Linked DNA regions of Homo sapiens: all the other regions are linked to region 1. A link is a contact called in ENCODE Hi-C or POLR2A ChIA-PET data. All regions are on one chromosome and are shown on one strand. Each heading gives the region's core, a stretch centred on a gene start or an enhancer-like site at or near the end of the contact. The rest is flanking DNA. Distances are from core to core; before and after follow the strand shown.

What was found. Hi-C counts contacts between places; a loop is a spot of excess contacts on that map. ChIA-PET counts read pairs that join two places held with the same protein, here RNA polymerase II (POLR2A). Pooled maps may share reads with other maps.
Region 2: a pooled map shows a loop between it and region 1 (6-fold over the local background). The contact joins the enhancer-like site here to the promoter of OSBPL8 in region 1. A Hi-C loop is called at or near these places in 2 of 37 single-sample maps with no recorded cell type and 7 of 50 pooled maps. POLR2A ChIA-PET finds 5 or more read pairs at or near these places in 1 of 52 experiments (PC-9).
Region 3: a map of naive thymus-derived CD4-positive, alpha-beta T cell shows a loop between it and region 1 (5-fold over the local background). The contact joins the enhancer-like site here to the promoter of OSBPL8 in region 1. A Hi-C loop is called at or near these places in 1 of 168 maps with a recorded cell type or tissue (naive thymus-derived CD4-positive, alpha-beta T cell), 2 of 37 single-sample maps with no recorded cell type and 11 of 50 pooled maps. POLR2A ChIA-PET finds 5 or more read pairs at or near these places in 1 of 52 experiments (GM12878).
Region 4: a pooled map shows a loop between it and region 1 (6-fold over the local background). The contact joins the enhancer-like site here to the promoter of OSBPL8 in region 1. A Hi-C loop is called at or near these places in 5 of 50 pooled maps.

Annotation. Positions count from the first base shown.
Region 1 is chr12:76,556,331-76,562,878 of GRCh38, reverse strand. It overlaps OSBPL8 (oxysterol binding protein like 8), which reads left to right and starts at 3,108. Exons shown (of 24, transcript NM_020841.5): 1 at 3,108-3,482. LOC105369850 (a long non-coding RNA gene) reads right to left here and starts at 2,977. Exons shown (of 4, transcript NR_188081.1): 1 at 2,646-2,977; 2 at 521-584. RefSeq lists a silencer at 3,278-3,467 and an enhancer at 3,878-4,187.
Region 2 is chr12:75,635,479-75,642,814 of GRCh38, reverse strand. The region is part of intron 8 of LOC105369844 (a long non-coding RNA gene); the gene reads left to right. Among named protein-coding and RNA genes, the nearest start is that of KRR1, 130 kb to the right of the region's middle. RefSeq lists silencers at 360-560, 6,772-7,066. Within about 2 kb of position 1,619, at least 5 of the 41 ENCODE cell types and tissues checked have a DNase peak (open chromatin) inside an H3K27ac peak, as active enhancers do.
Region 3 is chr12:75,929,809-75,937,151 of GRCh38, reverse strand. No RefSeq gene overlaps it. Among named protein-coding and RNA genes, the nearest start is that of PHLDA1-AS1, 97 kb to the left of the region's middle. Within about 2 kb of position 3,256, at least 5 of the 41 ENCODE cell types and tissues checked have a DNase peak (open chromatin) inside an H3K27ac peak, as active enhancers do.
Region 4 is chr12:75,717,273-75,724,452 of GRCh38, reverse strand. All of the region lies in intron 1 of LOC105369844 (a long non-coding RNA gene), which reads left to right. Among named protein-coding and RNA genes, the nearest start is that of KRR1, 210 kb to the right of the region's middle. Within about 2 kb of position 1,617, at least 14 of the 41 ENCODE cell types and tissues checked have a DNase peak (open chromatin) inside an H3K27ac peak, as active enhancers do.

The DNA.
Region 1 (6,548 bases), core at 1,859-4,358:
AACATCTCTGTCATTCTAGGTCAGGGTTGAAATATACTGTGGGAAAGGCTGTCAAGCCTGTCAGTGCTTAAACTAATTTGGAAAGAACTTCCCATTCTTAGAAATGTATAATTAATAAAGCAGTAGGCAAAAGAGATGAATTCTCATTGGAGTTAAAATCGGATCGTTATAATAAAAAAGCTTTATTTCAAAATGTCATTCTTAAAATCATTGTAAGAGTAGCAAACTTGCAGGGCATCTCTGGGAGTTACTGAATATTTTTCAGTTACAGTGCAGGATCACATATTAGTTTCTGTTTATGTTGTCATTACATTGAAAATGCTAGATTGAATTATCATTCCTGGAATCACAATATCAGATTTGAAAGGATCTGAAAAAATGATTTTTCAACTGTAGTGGATTAATATATTTTTGTGTTGCAATCAGTTGTTAAGTATGTCAAAATCATTAGTTATTCATGACAAGTAACTATTATACTAGTGATAATCAAAGTAGAGAAGATTGTGAAAGATATACTTACATTTGTTTTGCAATATCTTCACTTTCAATTACTTGCATTAGGACTTTCTTTTTTTTGAGTGGAGCTGAAAGAAGTTAAACGTAGGCTGTCAGTAATTTGCATAATCCTGAGTATACCGTGTCTGTTTGTTTCCAATGTGATTGCCATCCACCGGGAAAAAAAAAAGGTGGTTTAGTATCATTTCTCAAACAGCATGTGGTCCTACTTGATTGGAACTTGAAATGCAGGGAGTAATTTATCTAGTCATACATCTCATTAGCTAAGTCTGTAACCTAGGCTTCCTTGCTTCCAGTACATTGCTTTTTCCAACAAATGATCAAATTTTCAAAAGCCAATGTATGAAATTGGGGCTGAGGCAGAAGAGAATTAGGCAAGGCAATTTGCCACCTTTTTCTAATCTTTAGTCTCAGTTTCCAAAGTAAAATAAAAGTACCAGAAAAACGGGGTCCAGATGGTGTATTTTGCATATTATCTATGCTCTAGGAACATTCTTTTCCAAATCTATTTGATTGCAACTCACAGTAAGAAATTGTTTAAATCACAACATAGGACATACTCTCACCTTCCACCATATTTGAAACAAAAAGTTTCAGGAAGCAATTTTTGCCCTTACTAGACATTATGCACTCTGGTATTTTATATTGTATTACATCCTAGCCTATTTCATATAAAAATGAAATTGATTTTTGAGTTGCAGGTTGAAAAACATGCCTCTAGAAAACAGGAGACAAGTTAATCTGTTAACAAACTCCAAAGTTACTAGCTTTGCTGAAATAATGTCACAGAATAATAAACTTCCTTCACATTTATTTGTACTACAGTCTCTCAGGCTTCAGAACAGAACCTGGTAGAATCTTTTCCTCTTTGGAACACCAGTTCATGACAATATCTCAGAGATTCTAAGACTCGTTGTTTCCCAGTTCATGACAATATCTCAGAGATTCTAAGACTCGTTGTTTCCCAGTTCATGACAATATCTCAGAGATTCTAAGACTCGTTGTTTCTGACATGTTTACATCTCTGAATTCAAGATGTGTCTCAGGCCGGGCGCGGTGGCTCATGCCTGTAATCCCAGCATTTTGGGAGGTCGAGGCGGGTGAATCATTTGAGGTCACGAGTTCAACACCAGCCTTGCCAAAATGGTGAAACCTCCTCTCTACTAAAAATACAAAAATTAGCTGGGCATGGTGGCGCATGCCTGTAATCTCAGCTCCTTGGGAGGCTAAGGGAGGAGAATCGCTTGAACCGGGAGGCGGAAATTGCAGTGGGCCGAGATTGCGCCTCTGCACTCCAGTCTGGGAGACAGAGTGAGACCCTGTCTCAAAAAAAAAAGGAAAAAGATGTGGCTTAAAGGTGCCTTACATATCAGCGGTATGGCATAGTTTCATTGGCAGCCTTTGTTTTCTTTCTTGGGTAACATAAAACAATGTAAGTCTATGATTTTTTTAGAGCTGCTATGAAATATATTAATAATAATTATATAGGCCAAACTCTATTGCTTATTCATTTCAATGTATCCAGCTTATCAGAATGCCTTCTGATTTCTTGTTAAGAAAATGTAATGAGATGAGAATAGCTTAAGAAAAAAATCCTTAGTTCTGGGCTACAAGGGAAAATGAGTTATGACCCCAATTTAATTATTACAGAAAGCTTTCTCATTTGCCTTCATTGTGATCAGGGTTTGAGTATGATCTTTATTCTACCTCCCTTACTTCTGTATAGTTAGGATTTCATTAGGCGGCTAGAGGGTTCTTCGGATCATGGCTAAAAAAGAAAGCAAAAGGTTAAGTCCTAGAGTTAAGGAATTAGGAAAAAAAAATTAAGGCATTAGAAAAAAAATCAAGAATTAGGCTTTATTTTAAAAAATGGAACAAACTGTCAAATTCCTGCGTACCCGTTTAAACTGTCACCAACCTAACACACTGTAAAACTTAATGACTGTAAAACTGGCAGCAGGATCCTGAACATAACAAGGAACAAAAATAAGTTTGCTAGGCTGTTTTCATCCCAGCATGATTGAAATACACCGTTTCCTCAAAAAAAAAAAAACCTCTAATGAGGAAAGCAGTAAATTAAATGCCACGGTTAATGTGCCACTAGAAATAGGAACAAGTAGTTTAGTTACCGAATGCTTCTTAGGCCATACACTCTACACCACGATGCGTTCTTTTTTCTGTTTCGCTAAAGCTTTCACCAAGCCTAAGGCTGGAGAGGGGTCCTAACTGAGCCCTGACCAGACCAGGGAGCCCTACTGTGCAATCTCCTCAGGTTAGGAAGGGCCCAGTATGACCGGCCCAGAAGGCCTGGCCGATCAACAGGCGCTGGGCCGACGGTGGTGGGCTCGCTTCCTGAGGCTGCCCTTGGGCATGCGGAAGGGGACTGGCTGGCGATAACACCCTGGCGAAGCAAGGTGGACAGTGACTCCCGCCCGGTTCGAGCCCGCCTAGCAGGGGAAGCAACTCCACCACCGCCTCCGCGCACCGTCACGTGACGGGAAGAGGGCGTGGCCGAAGCCCGTGATCCGGGGGGCGGGCGGGGCAGGGGGAGGGCACTAGAATGTGAAGGATCTTCGCGGTTCTGGGTGCCCAGAAAGGCGGCGACGCGGCGGATGACAACATTAGGCCGCGACGCGCTCCTGGCCAGGCGGCGGCTGTAGTGTTAGCTTTGGACGCCGCAGTAGCCGCTGCCGGTAGCAAGCCGACTGAGGGAAGGTGGGGGTCCGCCCGGGCTGGTGGACCTCGGGGCCGAAAGTTCCCGCCCCGCTCGGGGGCTGAGCCGGCAGTGCCTCCGCGGCCGCTGGGCAGCGCCCTTCGTCCAGGCTCGCGCCCCAGCTGCCGCCGACGACAGCGGCCGAGAGAAGTTGGGGTCTGACTAGACGCTTACGGGGCCTCGGACCCCGGCGCCGCGGCGACCTCGGAGGAACCGGCTCCTTGCGTCCCGCCTCCCTGGGAGCTCCGCACGGGTGAGTGTTGCTCCATTCCTGAGGTTGGGGTGCTGGGTTCGCACCCCTCAGGGCGACTGCGCACCCTTATTGCCACGTTCTGAGCTCGGGCTGTCGGGGACTCCTGGCCACCCCCGCCGAGGAGTTCTTTGGCTCCTTTGTTCCCTTTTGGAGTAGGGGGATTGGAAAGGCTGGCAGGGTGGAGTGTTTAGGGGCCCACAGTAGGTGCATCTGCAGCCTTACAAAAGCCGCGGCAGGGGAACGGGGGTGGGAGGCTGTTGGAGCATTTCGACCGCCCCGGGTGTCTGTCCCTCCTGAAGTTTGATAGGTTGATGGCATGGGCCTCGTTGGGAGCCCCCGCGCCCAGGAGAGCTGGCGCTTTGTCGCTCGGTGCGGTTAAGGCGAGGCTCCTTCTTTCCTGTGACAGCCCCAGAGAAGGCTGTGCCGCGCACCGCAGACCGCACCCGCCTTTGCAGAGCCAAGCGACACGGTGTTGTTCCTCTAAGCCTCAGTTCTCCCGGCCTTCTTGTAACGTAGGAGGAAAGCCAAGCCTTTGCTGTGCTTTTAAATTTAATGTTTGTTTCTAAGCCCTCTCTCAAGAGTGGAATCAGGTTCCAAGGAGCTTCACAGGCAGCATGCTTTAGGTTCATTGAACCACCCACTCAAGACTGGCTGAGGCGAAGCAACAGTATATGCAGATTTTCCATTCACAAAAGTCATTTAACACTCTTCTTTATGAGACACATCTGCGTTGCAGAACGTAACCTAATTTCATTTTATTTAAATGCTTTCTGAAATAATAGGTAACTTGGACAACGTAAACAGATGGGTAAACTTTAACTGATAATGTAAGTATATATGCATTAAATAAAAAATTTAATGATGTTTTTGCCTTTCTGCTGCTAGAAGACTTAAATGACGTCTGAGTAGTAATACAGTGTCTCCTGCATGGCAGTTAAGTTTTTCCCAAAATTAGTGCTGCTTTTGAAATAATCCTTTAAAACAGTTTTTGCCTCCCTTCGTATCTAGAGAGAGCAAGAATTGTGGAGAATCGTGGGTGAATTGATTGTTAAATTTTGCTAATTTCCTAGAGTTTCATCTAAACTTGATTTTGCTGAGAGGCTATGATCAGTTTCTATGCTTGCTAGAACCTGTTTTGCAGTGAAATTATTAAGATCATGCTAGTTTTATAAAATAGGTTGGAATAGGAAAAGTAAGGCCATGCAATTTAAAACTGTTCTCTATAAAAGTACAACTAATTTCAAATGTTTGTTACTTTTATTTTTTTTTAATATTAACCGTGTATGGAGTGACTATAATATACCTGCTCAAAGGGCTGAGAAAGGAAATAGATGAAACTTAAGCTACCTTTTGGGTCTTTAATTATGGACATCAAGTTATTGCGGTCACATTCCATGTCAACCGTTTGAACAGCAATACCGTGTACACAGGTGCTTAGAAATGCCTGTTTAATTAAAAATGGCCATGGTTTATTTCTCTTTGATTGAATCATAATAGTTATTGAATCTCTGATCTGTGGAAAGATGCTACTGTATTTTCCTTAGAATGTTACTGCATTTTAAAGACAGTCAAATATGTTTTTTATAACACATTCAGGGTACTTATACATTTGTCAATATTCAGTTCCTTGGTTCATTTAAAAATTGGAAGCCTTAGAAAACACTTTGGGGATAAATTTACAATTGTGTATAATGAATTTATGTTTTAGTTTGCTTTAAGAAAAATGATGAAATTATGAATTTGTAAAATATGCATTACAAAAGGATTTTTTTTTTTTTTTTTTTTAAGACTGTCTCACTCTGTATCCCAGGCTGGAGTGCAGTGGTGCAACTTGGCTCACTGCAGCTTCTGCCACCTGGGTTCAAGAGATTCTTATGCTTCAGCCTCCTGAGTAGCTGGGATTACAGGTGCGTGCCACCATGCCAGGCTAATTTTTGTATTTTTATTAGAGATGGGGTTTCACCATGTTGGCCAGGCTGGTCTCCAACTCCTGGCCTCAAGATCCGCCCGCCTCAGCCTCCCAAAGTGCTGGGATTACAGTCATGAGCCACTGTGTCTGGCGGATCTTTTGTTTAAAAGTATGAATTGCAGAATTTTAACCAGTGTTAGTACATTTCAACTTGGCTTTGGTTTGTAAATAATCCTTCAAAAGTAGATTACTTGAATTAAGGCATTAAAGACAAAGAATTGATACAGTACATAGATCTAGTTTTCTAATATTAATTTGGAAAACTTTTATCCTAATATTATCCTAATAACAATGCCTGAAATGTCATGTTGTAATGTTTGTATTATATTGAAAGTTAAAAACATTTATAGCAATGTTCTTGGAGCATCAGGCAATTCAAAGAGGACATAGGTCCTGCCTTAATCTTACAAATAATGACCTGCAAATAAGACAGAAACACAACTTGAATAAAAAAGCCTTTGAGAGGCCAGGCCCGGTGGCTCACGCCTGTAATGCTAGCACTTTGGGAGGCTGAGGTGGGCAGATCATGAGGTCAGAAGTTCAAGACCCGCCTGGCCAACATGGTGAAACCCCGTCTCTACTAAAAATACAAAAAAATTAGCTGGGCGTGGCAGTGTGTGCCTGTAATCCCAGCTACTTGGGAGGCTGAGGCAGGAGAATCGCATGAACCCAGGAGACAGAGATTGCAACGAGCCAAGATCATGCCATTGCACTCCAGCCTGGGCGATAGAGCAAGACTCAGTCTCAAAAAACACCAAAAAAACAAAAAGCCTCTGAGAAATATACAATTTTTAGTGAAGGTGGCTGGGTACAAGGAGATTAGTAGAAGTGCTTGACTGGAGCAGTTGTGGCCAAAGTATAGCTTCCTTGTGATGAGACACAGGAAGAGATGTCTAGACTCATGTTGTGTGCATATTTCATGGCAGTATGTGGGAAACCCCTGAGAGATTTTAGATCTTTCTTCCCACCTTGGTCCCCATCCCTCACATATCCTCACAAAGTCATAAAATTCTCATGTGGAAGGCGTGATAGAAGGAATTTTTCTTCCTGAAAAGTGTTATCAAGCTTGCAAGGGAGAGAGCTATTTTCGGAGACCT
Region 2 (7,336 bases), core at 370-2,869, 920 kb after region 1:
GGAATAAGGGTCACAAATTATTATTCTGTTCTCAAAACAAGTCATTAAATGTCAGGTTGATAGGACATTCAAGCTTCAAAGTTGAGCGGGGAAGTATAGATTTTCCCATAGATCTCCTATAACTTCTTTTGAGGCTTTGTTCATATTATTTTTGCTTTGTTTTGTCTTGGGCTTTAAACCAACTTGATATAAAAACTACATAGTTAGTTTTTGTTCTAAAATGAGACAGCCTTACCTAAGTAATTTCAACTAATTTTTTAAAATGGACTGTAATTATTGTTTTTAGAACTGTGCTGTTTTCTTAGATGTCATTAAAGAAACTGCTGTGGGAGATGAGTAAGAGCATGTCTATTTCTATTCCAGGAATATTTTACTTGTTAACCTCGTGGTTGATAAAATTATGATCAATTAGTCAGAATGTAAGCTGCATGAAACCATGTGATAAATTGTTCCTCAATTAGAAAGTTGGTTTGCCTCCTTATTAACTTGCTTATTTTCCTTCTTTTTCTTATAGCTGTCCTTCCTGATAGATATTTTTATTATGGGTGTTATAAAATCAAACTTATATTTTAATTTTTACCATAGTAATAAGCTCTTGGACACACACACACACACACACACACACACACACACACACACATATTTAGATAATACATTGTAGTACAAAAAATTTGTTAAATAACTGTTTTCTTTTTTTATTTCTAAATCTCAGTTTATACCAGAGAGTAACCACTGAATAGTACCTAAAGAGAAGTTAACAATGGTTATGAAAATATAAATTACCTTTACTATAATTATTTTGCCTTTTGGAAATGCTTAACAAGATTATGGATAATTTATTATCCAACATTGATACATGACAACTCTCAGAGATGCCTGTCATTGGTAGCTGCCTGGATTAATTTTATATTGCTGCATAACACATTACCACAAGCTTAGTGGCTTAAAACTTAGCTTATTATCTCATAGCTTTGTTGGTTGGAATTCTGGGTAGAATATAACTAGGTTCTCTGTTCAGGGTCCTGTAAGGCTAAAATTAAGGTGTCAGCTGGGGCTGGGGTCTTATCTGAGGCTTAGGACCCTCTTCCAAGCTCATGGGGTCATTGGCAGAATTTGTTTCCCTGCAGCTGTCGATCTTGTGGACTTTGTGTCTTTAAGACCAGCAGGAAAATTCTCTTATGCTTCAAATCTCCTCTCAGAAAGGGCACATTCTCTTCTAAGGGTTCACCTGGTTAGGTCAAGCCCACCAAGGATAATCACCCTTTTGATGAACTCAAAGTAAACTATTTAGGGCCCTTAATTACATCTACAAAATCCCTGTTGCCATATAACTAATCTTGGGTATAACATCAGGGAGTGGAGATAGTGGAAGATCTTAGAATTTTGCCTACCAAATTTTCCACATGCCTTCAACACCCTCTATTCATTTGATACTTCTCCACATTGTGAGCTCCATTTTCCAAGGGTAATTTGAAAAGAAAAAAAAAAAATCTGCATTCTCAGACTCCCTTGTGGCTAAGCTGCAGATGTGTAACTATGGTTTTGTAAGTTAGAGGCGGAAGTGAGACTTAACCGTGGAGGTGAACTGTAGCAAGAAACAAACTGGGGATGATTCATTCCTTTTGCTAATGTGGGGGTGGTGGTGGCCATGGTAACTTCCTGCTCAGGCCAGTTCTTTGGTGTGGTTCTGAGGAATGGTTCCGGAGGGGCTAATCTTGAGACTATTCCTCAGCCCACCCAACAGTTCTCTGAGCTGTCTAATATCTTTCAATAAATTCATTTTTCTACCTACGCTAGCCACAGTAGCACCACAGTAGATTGTGGTGCTTACAAAATAGCCCCAACAGGCACAATTCCTAATCTTCCTTGTATATACTTTATGACTCTGGAGGAAATAATGTCTTTCTAATAAGATGAAATTCAATTAAAGCATTTTCCCTGCTTAGAGAAAATGGCTGTGGTTTATTAAAGAAGCATTTGATGTCTATTCCTTCTCAACTATTATCTTATTTGCATTTTCTGGAACATGATTAGTTATAATGTACTATAAGTTTTCATAAAACCAACATGAAAATAATTATGCCTGAATTATATGCATTCCATAAATATCATCTAGCTATCTCCTCATTTCATATTACCTCCTTCCTTTCCCTCAATTGCCACAACACTGTTAAGAGATATAAATAAATCATTAATACTTGATTTTCGGATATATGCTCTTGCTTTTGAGCTTGAGATATTAAAAAATCTCAGTTGACTATAGTTTACCTTGAAATGTTCCTCCCATGAAGGCATTTGACTTTTTTGGTTATTGTTGACTGATAACAACAAGCTAGTTCATGCTGAATAATTGTGTGAAACTCTTTTCTACACAATTTTCAAAATTCTAAACAAGTTGCATTTTTACTACGCTTGTAATTTTTTTCTTTAGGTTTATGTTGTATGACTAATTGCATTCTAAATTCCAGGAGAAAAGGTGTGAATACCTGCAGAGTATTTTGTAAATAAACATTGATTAGGCAAAAAATGCCATGTTTTCTTTCATATGATTTCAAACTGATGGTATTTTTCTGTTTTTATTTTATATATACCATAGTAACATTTTTAATCAGTACCATATGCCCAAACTTCCTTTTTATGGAAAATAACCTATTCCTAACGATAAGTAATCCTGTCTTTAAACACACACGTACACACACACACACACACACACACACGATACACTCATTATTAAATATTTTGTACCGGAAATAGTCTGTGATTCAGTGCTTAAATTGTTTAATAAATGATAAAATATTTTGCAGATTGGCCTCAGTGTAAGGTGAATAGTGATTTTTCAATGATCTTTTGTTCAGCTCCAGTGTTTCCTTCATACCACCAAACTCACACTCTGCTTATACCTAGATTTGCATCCTGCTGCTCCTGCTAACTCGCTGAGTGGCAGTGTGGCCTAGTGGATACTCTTTTGGCTTTTTGTTTTCTCATCTCTAAAATTAGGAAGCAGATTCTATGATTCTAAAATTTATCTACAAGTGGCCATTATTTATGTAAAGTAGTGTTAGTAGCTTTATTAAGGACATCATTTTTATCATGATATCATTTATCATTATTTTTTCAAATGTAGTTCCTGCTGAGAGTCTCTACTACTCTACTGTGTTTTCTCCTGTCTTATTTTATACTCAGGAAACATTTTGGCTAGTGTATATGTGCGCATGTGTGTGCATGTGTGTACTTTTAGTGCTTTCCCTGTGGAGCTGTGTAAGAGACATCATCAAGGGGATCTTATGGTTAATGACAGTTGTTTAATGCAATTACTGTATTTTACAAGTGATCAATTTCATTTAACAAAGTGCTAGTGAACTCACAGAGTTTGCACCATTTTTTAACCAGCTCCAGTCACTAGCCAATTCATAAAAATAAGAATGTACCTCTGGAATGGAGAGAGAAATTTATTTTACCTAAATGTTCAATCGGATGAAAATTTCCTGTTCCCAAAAAACATTTTTTTGGATACTTTAACGATTGCCAAATATTCTTTTAAATTTTCAATTCCAAATTGTTAGTGGGACATTCCATTGACAGGGCTCAGTGTCAGTGGGTCCTGAACTAGAACAAAGAAGTATTCATAAGCTTGGTATTTCCTGGACCTTTAAAAATCCAGGTATAAGGTAGTATCAATTAGGATTTGTTGGTTGTAAGAAGCAGAAATTAACTTTTTACTAAATAAATTGAACTTATTAGAAAGATCAAATAGCTCAGAGAAGTAAAAGAAAAGCTTTACGAGCCAGCCTGGGCTGGGTGTGGTGGCTCACGCCTGTAATCCCAGCACTTTGTGAGGTCAAGGCGGGCCGATTGCTTGAGGTCAGGAGTTTGAGACCAGTCTGGCCAGCATAGCGAAACCCTATCTCTAATAAAAATACAAAAGTTAACCGAGTGTGATGGTGTGTGCCTGTAATCCCAGCTACTCTAGAGGCTGAGGCAGGAGAATCGCCTGAACCAGGGGGGCAGAGGTTGCCATGTGTCAAGATCGCACCACTTCACTCTAGCCTGGGTGGCAGAGTGAGACTCCATGTCAGGAAAAAAATAAATAAATAAACAGAGCCAGACTGAAGAAACAGCAGGAACCCGAACAGCCAAACAGCTCGGGGCATCTAGATGCAGGGATACCAATTATCTTAAATGTTAAAGATGCACTGGGGATGAATTGGCTTCAGACATTCCAGTTGTGCAAACAGGTGTTCAATCGGCACCCATTCCAATTCCTTCTTTCTTCTTTCACTATTGGAAGTCAGGAAATGAAAATACTTAATTTCCTAGTCTCCCAGTTAGGGTTGTCTATGGGACACAGTTATAGCCTTCAGCAGAATTTCCCGACCCTATGCTTTCTAACTTCTTTTTATCTGGAAGGTAAAAGTGATGCCTGGAGCTGCAATGGCCAACCTATGACCATGAGAACTGCAACCACATTGTAAAGATAGTGGTGCAGGAAAATAGAAGGGGCTTTCCTGTCTGATAACATCAGTGAGCTGGTATACCTGTCCTGGCCTACTATCCCCAAAATTATTATTTTGGACCTAAAATGCCTTACTCAATTAAGCTGCCAAGTTGTGGTGGTTTTTTGTTTCTGTAATTAAACACAATTTTAACTGACAGTCTTTCAAGGTTTATTTTCTGATTGAATGAATTTAGGTTATAACTGCAACCCTTGGCCAAGGGAGTCCTGGATGCTATTGTTTAACAGTCTCACTGTGGCAGAAACAGCTAGATGGTCTTCTTATCCATTTCCTGTCTTTCTGAGCATGGTCAGAACACATTTCTAATCTCTTTTCTCATTAGGTATAGTCATGGGACTGACATCCAGTCATTAGAATATGAGCAGAAATGATATATGCCAGTTCCTGATGTGCCCTATAGAAATCTTCCCTACATGTTCAAGCTCCTTTCTGTCTCCAGATGAATAAATCGAAGACGATTCCCAGATGACATTGGCAATTGTGTTTTGCGATGGAGAAGTTTCAAGATGGAAGGAACCAGGGTCTTTGAGTCCTCTGAACTACTCAAAGGAGGATAGCCATACTAGAAATACTCATTGGACCTTTATGTGAGCAAGAAATCATTAAAAAAATTTTTTTTGAGGCAACTGAAATTTTGGCACTAGATATTAAGCCTTACCTTAACTAATACACCCACTAAGATTGTGTGAAGTTGGGGGAGAAGGAGCTCCTCTGGGAATATGAAGATGTCATTGCCATAAGAAAGAAAATAAGTGATAGGCAGGCAAGAATAACAGCCATTCACCACAGCAGCCCCTGTAATGATCCACTGGACACCTTATTTGCATATCAATTTATGAGCCATTAATGGGGGCCCTGGTAGTCTGAGTAATGGCCTCCCAAAGACATCCATGTCCTAATCCCAGAAGCCTATAAATATATTACCTTATATGACAAAGGGGAATTAAGGCAGCAAATAGAATTAAGGTTGCTAATCAGATGATCTTAAATTAAGGAGATTGTTCTGGACTATCCAGGTGATATGTAATTATAAGGGACCTTAAAAATGGAAGAGAGAGGCAAATGAGGAGATCAGAGTGATTCCAAGTGGGAAGGACTTCCCTCGCCTATTCTAGTTTTGAAAATAGAAAGAAGGCAGCTTCAAGCCAAGGAATATGCATGATCTCTAGAAGTTGGAAAAGGCAAGGAAATAGATCCTACCTAGACCCTACAGAAAGGAATACAACAATGCAGTCCTGCTGGTGCCTTGATTTTAGCTGATGCCTTGATTTTAGCCAATATCTTGATTTTAACCTGATGAGACCTGCCAGACTTCTGGTTTGCAGAACATTAGATGATAAATTTATATTGTTCTAAGCCATTATGTTTGTGACAATTTGTTACAGCAGTAATAGGAAACAAATACAGGGACGTAGGCATTTTACTTTAGTTAATTGGAATACGCCAATAAAGACATCTCCCCTTAAGAGGAGAGAGTCAAGAAAACAAACAATTTCAAAGTGCACTTAATTGAAGGGTGGAAGTGTGTGGGTGTGGCGGGGGGTGCAGGGAATGTTGGAAGTAAGAAAAGCAGGGAGAGCAAAAAGATTTCCAGGAGGAAGAGTAGTCTAGATAAAAGCCTGGAAGTAAAAGAGAACTTTAAAAATTTATGTAAGTCATTCTAATTAACAAGAAGACAGAATTTGAGAACGATGATGCTTGAGAGTTGAACAAGGCTAAGATCACGAAGGGTCTGGTAAATCCACCAGGAGCTTAGACTTTCTACAGATGACAATGGGGAGACCTTAAAGGGTTAGGAAATGAACAGACATGGCTAGATCCATTCTAGATGGAGTCTGATTTCAATGTGAATGATGTATTAAGAGGGGATGGATCTGGAAGCAGAAAGGCCAATCAGGAGTTTGCCACAGAACCTTGGGCAAGTGATGGTAGGAATCTGGCATAGCACAATGATAGTAAGAGTGAAAAGTAGATGGATTTCAGAAATATAGAGTAGAGCCTATAGACTAGATAGATGCCTTTGGCTTGGGCAACAGTGTGAAAGGTGATGTGATTCATCCAGCTAGAAATACAGGATGAGAAGGAGGTAGGTGTAAGGAGAAAGAGTGGGGAAATAATGTGTTTATGGTTTTACTTTATCATCACAATCATCATCATCATTGTAACAATACTTACAACAGTACGATATCAGCTGAAATTATACTGTCATGTATGTATCTGTTTATGTGGTCACTGTCAGCAAACTTCACAAGGGCAAAGGACATCATCTTATTCACTAGAACCTGGGAACGCTGCACACAAGTTCCTTCACCCAATAACATTAGAGGTTCTATTTTGTACCCAAGTAAAACTGAGACCTCTCTGAGAATTGCCTGGTGGTTAGCTGGGGCAGGGAGAGAAGGCTTACTCACACTCAGCAGGAAGAAGGTCATTCTGTGGTCATAACTCAGTAAACTTCAAAGTGCTGTTTGAAAAGGTTGCTGATGGAATACGTTTTAAAAGGATTACTGTATGTATGCAGTAAAACATGAAGGGGATGTTTTGTTGATTTCAACTTTTTTCTCAAACCGCTGAAAAGCAGCATTGTCTCATATGGTGGGGGGGCTGAATTTTCTCATCAATCTCTAGTGCCTAGAACAATACCTGGAACGTGGTTGGTGCTCAAGCGATATTTATTTATTTTTGTGTGAGCCAGGCACTGTTCTAAGGACATAAATTCTTACAGCACTATTTTGAGGTTTTAATTATTCCGACTTTAAGAATGAGAAAACAGGCTGAGAAATCCCACAATTCAAACTCAAATCTGGCTACAAAGCCCATTA
Region 3 (7,343 bases), core at 2,007-4,506, 630 kb after region 1:
TTTTTACTTGGGGAAGTCTTACCTCTTCATCTTCTTCAGCCATTCCCCATCTCCTTTCCTACAACCCAACTCCTTGCATTTCCGAAAAGGGTCTATTTTCTTAAGCCTGTGCCCATGCTGCCTGCTCCAATTAGAATGTTCTTCCTTTCCTTTGTTTAACTCAACCTTCTAGCTAAGGTCAAAGGGGGGTCACCTCTACTAGAAATTCCTCTCTAATCCCCGGTCCAAGTTAGGTGCTCTCCTTATCTATCTGCCTCGAAACATCTCTCATGATAGGCCATGCTCACTGCTTTACTCTGTCCTTTACCTATTGATGTATCTGTGGTCCTGGCCAGTGTTCAGACCTGGCTCCCCAGGTCATGGAATGTCCCAGCTGGAAAGGACTTCCTCTTCATTTTGCAGATGATGATTTGTTTGTGTCTTACTGCCTTTAAGAAAGGAATCTGAACTTCCTGTTTTAGCAATTGGAAAACTGTTTACTAAGGCTCTGCCTTGGGCAAGGTGCTATGTTAGGCATCTTCAGAGTATATAGAAACCCTTCTCTTAAGTTGCTCAGTGAGGCAGGGGAGATAAAATATCTAATAAGTAAAATGCAAGCAGTAAAGAGGCAAATAAGAGAGGTAGAGATAAAATGCTGTGAGACCTCAGAGGAGGGTATGATAAAGGACACTGGGATCTGCAAAGGGGTCAAGGAAAGTCCTGTGGAGGACTGATGTAGGAGCTGAGCCTTGAACATGGGTGGCAGGGAATAAATTGTAGAGGGGGCATTTGGGGCAGAGAGGCTAGTAAGAGGAAAGGCAGAGGCTAATTGAATTTTAAGCAATGGGCATAATTTGCTGTCTGAGAGTTAGCAGTTTCTTTCATGATTTTTTTTAATTGCAAAAATTGTGTAGCACCAAATTGGGATCTTTTGTTGCTTGAAAAATATTTAGATAGCCTAGATATATTATCCTGTGTCATCATGTTACTTTGGCTGTCTCCTTTTTCCCAGCATTCAGAGGATCAAAAGTTTGTAACATTTATTTATTTATTCAGTAAACAGTTATTGATCTTCACTATGGGCTGGGTGTAATGGCATTCACAAAGATAAATAAGACAAAATCACTGTTTCCAAGAAGTCACAGTGTTGTGAGTGTGGTAAGAGATAGGAAGATTACAGGATGGTTAAAAAACAAAGTAGGCCAGGTGTGTTGGCTCATGTCTATAATCCCAGAGCTTTGGGGGGCAGAGGCGAGTGGATTGCTTGAGGCCAGGAGATCGAGACCAGCCTGGGCAACATAGTGAGACCCCATCTCTACAAAAAATAAAAGAATTAGCTGGGTGCAGTGGTGCATGCCTGTAGTCCCAACTACTGGGAAGGCTGAGGCAGAAGCATCAATTGAGCTCAGAAGTTAGAGTCAGCAGTGAGCTATGATCACACCACTGCACCCCAGCCTGGGCAACGGAGACTGTCTCTAAAGCAACAACAATAACAAGATAATAAATACTGTCTGTGACACAGGTATGAGGAGGTTGCTATAGAAGCTGAGCCAAGGGAGCCCCTACCTCTGGCCTGGGGGCAAGAGGAACCATTGAAGAAAATTTGAAACCTCTGAAATAGGCAGGGATAAAAAGTGTCCCAGAGACAGTTACACTATGTGAGAAGTAAATGGGAGGTGAGAAAATGGAACCAAGGTGGGTAGCTTTTTGTACTTTCGTAGATTTGCAACTGAGCTTCAGCAATATTTCTACCCTGATCTATGTTATTTTTATTTTATTTTAATTTTTTTTTTATTTGAGACAGAGTCTCACTCTATTGCGCAGGCTGGAGTGCAGTGGCACGATCTCGGCTCACTGCAACCTCCTCCTCCCAGGTTCAAGCAATACTCCTGCCTCAGCCCCCCGGTAGCTGGGATTACAGGCATGCACCACCATGCCTCGCTAATTTTTGTATTTTTAGTAGAGATGGGGTTTCACTATGTTGGCCAGACTGGGGTCGAACTTCTGACCTCAGGCGATCCACCTGCCTTGGCCTCCCAAAGTGCTGGGATTACAGGCATGAGCCACCATGCCTGGCCAATCTATGTTATTTTTAAAAGAAGAAGAGAAATAGATCAAGGAAGAGGAGAAAGACCTGGTTCCATAGATCTGACTCTGCAGTTTGTGTGCTGTGTAATAGAGAAAAGTTAGTGTCAATTTGGACATGGGCCAAATGACCTTTTGAGTCTCTTGTAGCACAAATGACCTGGAATCCTGTTTTCTTTATGATTATGAAGCTGGGCATAGGTATTCTGATGGGCACAGCCAAGATATTTAAGCCAACATTTGCTGAGAAACAGTGAAACTCATTTTCAGACATTTTTCCCCCATGACTGAGAAGTGTTAGGTTTTTGTCCAGCAGCAGTAGCTGTTGATTGCTGTTTTCCTGAGAGAGGGAGGCTTTTTTTTTTTTTTTTTTTTTTTAACATTCTGACACCTTTTTTTTCCCCTCCGTATCAGTACTGCTCACTAACCACATCATATGGTGATAAGAACTGAAATTACTCATTGACATTATCGTGGGGCTATTTCGAAAACATTATCTCATTTCATTTCCTAGAATATCATCAAGTCTCCACAATACCAGTTCCTTAAAGGAGAATGTTTTTGTTCCAACTGAAACCAAAATATTTTAGTGAATTTTGTCTTCAGTATTACTTCCTTCCTATTCTAATACTGTGGTCAAAAGTATAACTTTTGGCAAACTCTTTGCCATAGCGGAATCTGACTTAGTTTGCTGAATTTGAAGTTAGCTGTTTTCAGTAATTTCTTTTCTTTTTTTTTTTTTTTTTTTTTTTTTTTGAGATGGAGTCTTGCTCAGCCCCCCAGGCTGGAGTGCAGTGGTGTGATCTCGGCTCACTGCAGCTACCATCTCCTGGGTTCAAGTGATTCTCCTGTCTCAGCCTCCTGAGTAGCTGGGATTACAGGCACCCATCATCATGCTCGGCTAATTTTTGTATTTTAATAGAGATGGGGTTACTCCATGTTGGCCAAGCTGGTCTTGCACTCCTGACCTCAGGTGATCTGCCCCCCTCGGCCTCCCAAAATGCTGGGATTACAGGCTTGAGCCACCGCATGCAGCCTGTTTTCAGTGATTTGTCTTTACTCTTTATGTAGATTATCTGCATTGCAGATTACTTATTGTAATTTTCAAATCCTGGGCTGAATTTCTTTCATCATTTCCTGTGGATTTGTCATCTCTTTCCTCATCCTCACCCTCTATTCAGGCACCATGTAACCAGGCAGTTAGACAAAGCATTGTTTCATAGCTGAATCCATCACATATTTTTTTTATATATATTCCCAAAGGTATACAAATAGTTTTCATATTGTTTGAGAGTTTGATTTGTTTCCACTAACATAGAAAAATAGTTGTTTAATAATTAGACACTCCTTTTGTTTGATCTTGACTCCTTTTTCATGAGACCAGATGAAGTATTCATTAATGTTCCTATGAAATAATTATTTTGAAAACTTTTAACCAGTTCCAGTTTTTTTTTTTTTCACTTTTCTGATGTATTGATCATTCATGCATTCACTGACCATTTACACCATTTTTATATTGCTCTCTAAACTGCTATATTCAAAGCTAATTGTAGGCAACATCCTTAAATACAGTTAAAGCAATAATAGTTCAGGGGGACGAGTGTTAGCAGCATTTTAGGATATTCAGAGAAAGAGGTACAGTAAGACATCTTAGAGCTTCTGGGAGGCCAAGGGGCTTGCTGGCTAATGTTTCAACCATCAGAACTTGTTTGAGCAACAGTCTTGGCCCTACTACATGAGTCATAAACACCAGGATAGGCGATGCCTTCAGCCAGATGCAATGGAAAAGAGTTTGTTAACATGGAAAATATGGGATGGCTATACCACATACGTCAGTAGGACTCCCAGAACTGAGTCTTTTAGACCCGTTAATTACTTTTTGAGTGAATTAATGTATATGAGCAAACACATTTAGGGTGTTGCTAGCCTTATTAGCCAATAAGCACAATTCCTTGCCAGACAGTTTAAGACTGAGACCAGCTAGTTAATGAATTTACTGAAAGGCTCATTTATAAGGCTGCTTCACAGAGAATTTAGCAATAAACAATTCTGCCAACTCTTGATCTTTCAGCTATAGCCTTTCTTCCTGTATTTCTTTGGAATAACACATAATTAACATACAGCGATCAAGTTTTTGCTTGTCATTTAATATAGCACATTTTTTCTTTTGTTTTTTAGTATCTTTGCATATCAAGCAATGCTTTTAAAACTTATGCAAGCGTTGTATTTTGGACTCTATTTCTTTATAATTTTTTGTATCATCCTGCTGGGTAGATAGTGTGGGAAGAAATGCAGAGATTTTTATTGAATACTGCCTTGTTTTTAGGTGGTGTTTAATATTTAGATATGTTGGGTCTGCTAATTTAGGAGGAAAAAGTATTCTTTGGATTTTTCTTTTGCATAGCTTATTTTAGTTGCCAATCTTTTCTGGGTCTGAAGGGTCAAAAATGGCTGATAAAAATAGGTAAATAGCAATGAATGTGGTTGTAGGAAAATAGGAACTGATGGTGCTATGAAAGTGTTAATCTCCCATCATCAGTCTATATTCCTGGTTTTAGTGTCACAGGAATTTGACAGCCTCCTGAACTTTAGCCACCTCTCAGAAAATCCTGCTTCTCTTTTGAACAATGACTCCAGGGCTGGAAGATGGGTGAGGCATCCACTTAGTGTGTCAACAATGTAGAAAGGACCATGGTGAGAAGCTGACTAGAAGCCCACAGTGCTAGTTAAAGAGAAGAGGACTTTGAAAAGAAGTGAGAATAAGTGTGAACAGTTGACTCCAAGTAGGAAATTAGTGGAGGATGAACTAAATTAGAGTTCGGGATAAGCAAAGAACAAAGGTATATTCTATGGCCAGGATCCAGGCTGGTTGTGTAGTGAGTGAGGCAGTTTTATGTATTGAGTGTGCATTCACAGAATGTAGGGGTGCGTGTGTGTGTGTGTGTGTGTGTGATCAAGTCAGCTGTTTTCTCTTTAGCTCCAGTTAGTTGTCAACATGTGGGCCTAATGTTGCTGGGTCATCCCACTTTTCAGAAGAAATGGGAAACCTGATATTTTAAAGGGAATATGTAATTTTTTTTTTTTTTTTTGAGATGGAGTCTTGCGATGTCACCCAGGCTGGAGTGCCGTGGCTTGATCTCGGCTCACTGCAACCCCTGCCTCCCGGATTCAAGTGATTCTCCTGCCTCAGCCTCCCGAGTAGTTGGGCTTACAGGCGAGTGCCACCACACCGGGCTAATTTTCGTATTTTTAGTAGAAACGGGGTTTCAGCATCTTGGCCAGGCTGGTCTTAAACTCCTGACCTCGTGATCCACCTGCCTTGGCCTCCCAAAGTGCTAGGGTTACAGACATGAGCCACTGCGCCCAGCCAATATGTCAGATTTTAAAATGTAGCACTACATTAAAAAAACTGTGTGAGCCCAGATGACTATCTATGAGCTGATGGGACACTTTGGTCATCAGTGGGTCACCTCTATTCAAAGCTGATTTCAGGATTACATGCTACATGCTGAGAATTGTGCTACTGATTAACTGGGCAACCTCAAAATCACCATCTGAATAATGTGCTCTAAGAAGACTTAGCACATAAGGTTGTTTTGAGAATTAAGTAAGATGATTGATTAAAAAAGCCTCTGCCACAATGCAAGGCAGATAATAAGATAATAAGTGTTAGCTGAATTTGTATCAGCAACCTCACGTAGTACTGAGGGCTGGGTTGGTCTTTTTCATGTCTACATTCAAGACAAGCTTAGGAGGAATAAGTGGTGAGTTCTGTTATGTGTTTTTACAATGGCTTCCTCCAGAAGTCTCTCTTCGCCTTTGTCTGCCAAGGTACATATTTGAGATAAACCTTTGCAGCTATAGATAGGTCTCTGTTCAATATAAATGCCCCCTGCCTCATGGGTGAGTGGGCATGGAGGTGTAAGGTGGTAGAGATCATATGAATTGCATAGATGTAGCTATAGTACCTTTGTGGCCTTCTGCCTCCCCATCCCACAATCTACTCCTTGAGAGACTGCTTATCCCTAGAGCTTACTTTCAACCATCAACCAGACACTTAAGACACTTGAGACAATTAGTTATCTGAGTATAACTAGACATAAACCTAGCCACCTCCATGAATCAGGGATGTCAAGGGAAAAAAAGATTTGACTGTCTGTCTTTGGGAAGCATCTAACTTTCCTTTACAGAAAGGTACAGGGAAAAACCTGTCTGTCTTCCTCAATTTACATTTCTTGCTAGTTTTCACCCAGTGTTCCCTTCCACTGTATCCCCACTATGACACATATTAGGGAGCTGTTCCTTAGTGTTCAGAAGGTGTCACAAGGCTCTTAGGGCCAGGGGGAGAAGCAGCTTCATCTCGCTAGGCAGCTCCGGGTGTTAGGCTGTCCAGTGTCATACATAAAGGCTTATGAGATTCAGTTTGGAATGATGTCCCAAACTATTAGTGATGTCTTCCATAGGCCCATGAGTGGAAAGTAGAAAGACATGCTAATTCTGTGCCTAGTAAATATAAATATTCACTTAAATTTGATTTAAAAACAAGGAAAGAAAAGTAAGTTTGCCCATATCTATCCCTGGGTTTGTTTTGATGTGTTGAAACTAAAGGACAGGCCGGGTGCGGTGGCTCATGAGCGCCTGTAATCCCAGCACTCTGGGAGGCTGAGGTGGGTGGATCACCTGAGGTCAGGAGTTCAAGACCAGCCTGGCCAACATGGCAAAACCCTATCTCTACTAAAAATACAAAAATTAGCTGGTATGGTGACACACACCTGTACCAACTACTCGAGAGGCCGAGGCAGGAGAATGCTCCAATCCAGGAGGCAGAGGTTGTAGTGAGCCAAGATCGCACCACTGCACTCCAGCCTGGGCAACAGAGTGAGATTCCATCTCAAAAACAAAACAAAACAAACAAACAAACAAAAAAACACCTAAAGGACGGAGCCTATATTTTTAGTGGGCTTTATTATATATTTGCATGTCATTTTGGCAAGTATAAGGAATCTTTATTTTTGAAATCACTAATATGGAGATTACTCCTTGTCCTCTATAGATATTGTTTCTTCCTCCCTTCACCTTTTCCTTCCTTTCCTGTCATTATCCTTCCCTAATGTCTGTGTATTTAAGAGATGTCACTTCTAGCTCAATAAGCCACATTCTAGATAAAGAGTAGGTTCTGTGTCTGAAGATGATTCAAATAGTAAAAGATCTGGAAATTTTGAGCTCCAATTTTCTCATGGTCTTTCTGGTAACACTTGCCCAGAAAGCCAGTCTTGCTC
Region 4 (7,180 bases), core at 368-2,867, 840 kb after region 1:
CTAGATTATGTCACGGCCCTCCAGCCTGGGGGACAGAGCGAGACTCCATCTCAAAAAAAAAGAAAAGAGAAAGTTAATTCATTTATTATTTTTAGCAAATATTTATAGGATGCTTAAAATATACCATGCACTATGCTAGGCTCTAGGAAGAAACAAGATGTAAAGCAAAGTGCCTGTCAGGAAGAGGCTGACCAGTAATCAGATGATTATAATACAGCTTTTGAGAGCTTCCTATGGAAACACATATGGGGAAAGGAGAGGTCTACAACCCAGGATACCATGGGGCGCAGTTCCAGGGGCACAAAAAGCCATGCGGTAAACATATCACAGCTTCCCAAAGCATCAGTTTTATTTAACAGGACATTTAAACTATTTATCTTAAAATAAAATATATATATTACAGAGTAGAAAGAAATTTTCCAATAAATTTCTTTTATTTAGCCCACGTATACCGGGTTCTTTCACCTTTCTCTTAATGAAGACTTCTAGGGAAAAGTGAGGGCATAAAGACCGGTTTTTGTGTAGGCGTTTATGAAGCCTAAGAAGCCCTTTCAGTGCCACTTCGCCATCAGTGCTAGAGGAATCCACATCATACTATTTACATTCACAGGGCACCATGTGGTTTATAAAGGCATTTGACGAATTTTGCACCTCACAGTAAACAAGTGTGCTATTTTGCTTTACTGATGAGGATATCGAAGTTTTATGAGATTAATCCATTTTGGTGAGTGGTTCAAAGTCACAGAGTGATTAGTGGCAGAATCAGACTTCATCTTGGTTTCTGACACCAAATCCATTATTCTTTCTCCTGTAACTCATTCCTTCTCTTTCCAATGATTAAAAATTAAAAGACTGAGGTAAAGGATCTCTAGCCTTTTTCTGGCACATATCCACCTTCTTGCTCTTTGGGAATGGAGGGTAGAAGTGAGGAAGGTAGACTCTGGCAGATGCTGAGAGTGAAGTTCTTGAGAGGCCGGGTGAGATGGAAGGCTCTGCTTGATGTCTGAGAAAACTTAGGGAAAGGGGCATGGGAATTAATGAAGGTGAAACTGGGTTAAGTAGGGAACACTGTGGTGACAATTTAAGGATCTATCATGAGAGGTGTCAAGATCTGCTTGTTGTTAGATTTTGGGTCTCTTGCTAGTTGCCCTTCACATAGATTATACTCTTTGTTCTCTCATTGACGCCTCATGACCTTAGACTTGCTGTTTTGACTTTTCCATCCATCAAAACTAAACTAGCTAACATTGCAAAGTTTTGGAGGGATATAACATCAAAATAATGTTTAAGATGCCCCATCTTAAGTTAGGCAGTGAGGAAATACCACAAACCATGCTGATGCTTCTTGAAAAACAAGCAGGGCTAAGCCACATATCATTACTTGGCAATGCTAAATTCCTGAATTGCTTATATATACGTTTCACATGTAACCTCTGTCTTTAAACTAAAGAAGTTATTTGCTTATAATAATTACAGATTTGATTAAAATCATACACCGTGATTCAAGATTTAAAAATTAAATGGCTGAGACAAAGAAGTGACAAACTAAAGGAAGCCACAGTATGCTTGCCAATTGTTCTTGGCAGGAAATGGATGACTCATCCTGAACATGTGCTTTCGTTGCTGGGACAATGGGGCGCAATGAAAATGTTCAACTTACTGAATAGTGTGGACATTTTTGTCATCTGTTTGTAGGAGACTGATGAAATACAACTACAGATTAATAAGAACCCCGAAGTAACCTATGCTTTTGTGTGAGAAAACTAATGATAAATATTAAGAAAAAGACATGGACTGTTTCAAAATAATCAGTAGGTTTTCTATGCACTAAAAGAGACTGTGTACGGCAGATCCCAGGAAAGTAGAGGTGGAGAAATTCCAGAATTTAGGAAGGAAACTTAATATTGCCAATGGGAGACATGATTTATTCCCAAGAAGGAGAAAATAGGATTAGTAGCTGAGGGAGAAGTAAACAAGTAAGTTTTGGTTGCAGGAGAATGGGCCATTTCTGAAGTCCTTCCTAATGTGACCCTGATAGGATATCATCTCCTGTCTGGTATCTAATCCTGTAAAAATATCTGACAGGTAGACAGGGAAGGGGTATTAACTTGGTTTAACCTTCATGAACTGGCCCAGAGTTACTAAGCACTTAAAAGGACTGAGGGGCTGTGTAGGGGCCGGAGTATATGGGAAATTTCCGTACCTTCTCCTCGATATTGCTGTGGACCTAAAACTGCCTTTAAAACATTAAATCTATTTAAAAAAATGCTTTGTTGACAAAGTATCAGTGATCAAGGCAATCCTAGTTTGGCTAAAGGATGTGAACTGAAGTTCAGGTTTTATCCCTAACTGGCTCTGTAACCTGGGGTTAGTTTGCCTTTCCGAGCCTGTTTCTATATCTATTAACAAGAAGCTTCCCTAGCTTATCTTCAAGGCCTTTTCCAGATGGAAAATGCTGTAATTCATGTGAGCAGAAATATCTGTGTACATACAACAGTCTCAGAGGAGAGCACAGTTTTGCCAACAGATGAATACCTTGAGATACCCCAGGGAAATTTACACTCTGTTATTATAGATTTGCAATCACAGGTGTGTTGTCGGTAGTGGAGCATGAGCTGAAGGAAATGATTATTGTGAGTGGGGAAAAGGGCATTTTATAAGCTGGGGCAGATTAATAATGAAGGTTGTGCTGGGGATTCCTGTTCCTTGTAACCTTAGCCATTCTGTCCATGGGGAGATCCTAGATTTGCATTTTCTCATTCTATTTGCTCAGTTAGAGCCCTCCTTTATCAAAGACTACTTCCTAAGTCCAGAATTCAGAATTGTAAAAGGAAAACTACAGAGGTGGTTAACAGAGTCCTGTGGTTTGTTCTACAGCATGTGGACTTGGCATAGCCTCCCCAAGTCTGCAAAAATGCAGGCAGAAGATGCCCTCTAAGTAAAGTGTACTTGCCTTTTCCTGCATACAGCCCTATGGACACAACAGTGAATAATGCCAAGAAAAGGAGGCAGCATAATATAACACCAACGCAGAAGGAGATTTTAGCACACAGATCCTTGCAGCAATCTTGGACCGTCCCTGAATATTCTCTCAATTCATTCTCCCAAACATTAGAGCATCTGTTTGTGAGCCAGCAGAGCTTTTCATTCAGAATCATGACACTCTGCAGGCAGTTACAGAGAAGAAAATCTTTTATCTCAGCTTTCAAAAAGCTCCATTAGGCAGATTCTTTTTCTTCTTTTCAGAACAGACCCCTGCTTATTTTAGAGGAGGTATGTTCTTGACAAGTGCTCTTCCCAAATGTGCTGCATTGTAATTCAACCCCCAGTAACTTGACCAGTTCTCTGACTTTATCAGATCGGATAGAGGAGTCCTGCTGCCTGAGGCTCTTGGCTGCAAAGGTGAATGTTGAGAGCAGTGCCTGCTGCACTCCTCTCTGCGGGTTCTCACCTCCCAGTGGCTCATTTCCAATTTTCGTGTTAGAGCTGCATGCAGAGACCTACCTGTTAGCACAAGAAACAGATGTTGCCTCACATCTCCGAGGCTTCAGAATTTATGAATACTGGTATTTGTGGCATTCATCTCACATTTCCTGGGATGGTCTTGATTCCAAATTATTTTTCTGAGTCTTTGATATTGAAAATGTCCTTTTATAGATCAGTGGTTCTCAAGCTTCAGGGCACATTAGAATCATATGAGGGTGCTTACTAAACAATAAAGATTCACATGCTCTTCTCTCAGAGATTCTGATTCAAAAGGCCTGAGGTAAGGGCAAACCTTTTAATTGAGTTGCCACACACTCACAGTAAAGTGCTCCCACCTGAAGTGCACAGCTCAGTCAATTTTTATGTATGTATACAACTGTGTAACCACCACCCAGATGAAGCTGGGGAGCATTTCCAACAGCCCAGCCCAGAATATTTCCCTGGCACCTTCCCAGGCCACCCATTCCCCCACCCTGCCCCAAGATCACCACCATTCCTGCCATTTCAAGATGTCTGCTTTTTTTTTTTTTTTTTTTTTGGAGACAGAGTCTCACCGTGTCGCCCAGGCTGGAGTGCAATGGCACGATCTTGGCTCACTGCAATCTCTGCCTCCTGGGTTCAAACGATTCTCCTATGTCACCCTCCCAAGCAGCTGGGATTACAGGCGCGCCACCACGCCCAGCTAATTTTTTGTATCTTTAGTAGAGACGGGGTTTCGCCATGTTGACCAGGCTGGTCTCGAACTCCTGACCTTGTGATCTGCCCGCCTCGGCCTCCCAAAGTGCTGGGATTACAGAGTGTGAGCCACTGCTCCCGGCCAGATGTCTGCATTTTTAACCAGCTGCTCAAGTGATCCACATGTAGATGTTGTTCTTCATCTTTTGAAAATCAATGGATGTAATACAATGGCCAGGAGAAAACCCACCTGCATGTTTTGAGGCTGCAACTAGTAGCCTCCAATAGATATTCTTACCCTTGTCAAAGTAACCTGCTTGAGAGATTTGGGAAACTCCCAAACCTACAGGGGCTGCCAGCTACAGAACAATATGCCTGGAATGTGTCTGATGAAAACAGCAATCCCATTCAGTTGGATTGCATCTTTCTCAGGTAATGCCAGGGTGTTCAGTACTTCCTTATGGAAACAATCTTGAGAGTAGGAAGTTTTAGTGTCTGTAAAGCACTACTACCCAGGCATGGTTGTTTTGACTTCATAAAAGCTATCCTAGTTTTTAATCTAGAAACATAGTTAATATTCTTTGAGTATCCTAATTAATTCTCATAACAACCCTATTAAGGTAGATTTTTATTCCAGAAAACCAGTGTCAATTCTTTGGATAGGAGTATAATAATACTGAACATTTATTGAATGCTTCCTATCGCCACTGTACTAAATGCTTTGAAAGAATTCTTTCTTTTCCTTCATCCTTACACGAGTGAGCTTTCCCAAGGTCACCAGAGGTAGTAAATGAGATTTGAAGTCAACCCTAGTCTCACTTAGATCCTAATCTCTTAGCTCTGTGCTGGAATATTTCCCTAGATAAATACAATTCATTTATTTCTTGGCTTGGTGGAATCCTCTTGTCTTGAGATCATGCAACTTCCTTGGCTTTCATTTAAGCTTTTTAATGTGTAATTTGGAGGTCTGAATATTCATGCCCATCAGAAGACATAAACTCCTACTGGGAGATAACTTCTAACATAGGTTCATAAAATAGCATTCTGGTTTATATATCAAATGTTGTGAGTTTGGTCAGTCTCTAACTGGGTCCTGAAAGGCCTGAATAGCTCTATGTGCCATGACAAAAATTACTTTCAGAACTTGAAAACCTGAGGACAATAACTGGCTCAAGATAATCTCACCATGGTATTAGCAACAAACCCAGCTCCATCTCCTAAGCAGCTCCCCCATGCTTCATGCCCTCCAGCCCCACAAGAGTTCCTGTCCTAAAGGAGCTACACCCTCCATTTTCCTTACTTTACCTAAAAATCCCAAAGAAGGAATGTAGGTTCAAGAGAAACATTTACTATTTCTTTACCTTTGCCATTGAAGATGTACATACAATGATGTGAATATTAGTGTTTGAAGTTCTGGTCCCAGTGTTTTATTGGTTGTACCATAAATTTTAGTGGAAAAGGCAGGGTGCGGTGGCTCATGCCTGTAATCCCAGCACTTTGGGAGGCCAAGGTGGGCGAATCATGAGGTCAGGAGATTGAGACCACCCTGGCCAATATGGTGAAACTCCGTCTCTACTACAAATACAAAAATTAGCTGGGTGTGGTGGTGTGTGCCTGTAGTCCCAGCTACTCGGGAAGCTGAGGCAGGAGAATAGCTTGAACCTGGGAGGCAGAGGTTGTAGTGAGCTGAGATGATACCACTGCACTCCAGCCTGGGCGACAGAGTAAGACTCCATCTAAAAAAAAAAAAAAAAAAAAAAAAAAAAAATTAGTGGAAAAAAAATTGCCTCAAGGTTGTTTTCCTAGGCAGGCCTAATTTCTTTCAGAAATGAGAGTGATAGGTGCCATAGTCTACATTCATGAAAAATTTCATTTCCTTTTGCTTATTTACAGTAAGCAAAATCCAAGTATATTCTCATGAATGGCCTGACCAATACCAGTCTTCCTTAGCTTTGCAGACACAATTGTGCACAGAGCACACCTGGTACTTTTTAGATATGTGTATTATCCCTCACAGAGAAGGAACAAAATGTACTTTTCATTTTAATACTTTCCCTTAGTTTTAATTTTTGGCTCCATCCATGGATATGTCATTCATCAGTATAGAAGGCAGTTTGATCTCAATGGCAGCAATAATCCCACAGCATGCAGATACTAATGCTTAAGAGTCTGTTCAGGTTAAGGCAAATGCACTCTATGGTTTGTGAAACAACTTAACAGGGACTTAAGAGCTCTCATACCCATTTTGGATTTATTCAAGCATCTCTCTAGTATTTCACTAGGATACATGCTCCATGAGTACAGAGATTTTTATCTTTGATGACTTTGTGTCCCTAGTATCCAAAACAAAAGTGCTCAATAAATAGTGAATGAATTCATTTATCCATCCATCCATCCAGTCATCCATCTACCTATCTATCCATTGTTTACCATTCCACCTCAGCTAAGGTACCTGCATCCTTAAGTGCATAGAAAGAAAAATAATCTGCCTCCTCCAAGATGACTGGAAAGCAGCTCCCTGCTTCTTTAGTTCAAATAAGTACTAAAATATATCAGACTGCTGGCCAGGCGCGGTGGCTCACGCCTGTAATCCCAGCACTTTGGGAGGCCGTGGTGGGCAGATCACGAGGTCAGGAAAGCGAGACCATCCTGGCTAACACGGTGAAACCCCGTCTCTACTAAAAATACAAGAAAAGTAGCCAGCTGTGGTGGTGGGTGCCTGTAGTCCCAGCTACTCGGGAGGCTGAGGCAGGAGAATGGCATGAACTCGGGAGGCGGAGCTTGCAGTGAGCCGAGATCGCACCATTGCACTCCAGCCTGGGCAACAGAGCGAGACTCCACCTCAAAAAAAAAAAAAAAAAAAAAGTATATCAGACTGCTGCATTAAAAAAAATATATATATTACCATCCTGCTGCCCAGAGAAATTGTTATTCTTCTGATGTAGATCATTTAAGCGATTGCTTATTATTGCTTATTTGCCTAAAAACACTTTTTGATAAACTTTTGCTCAGCAGCTCC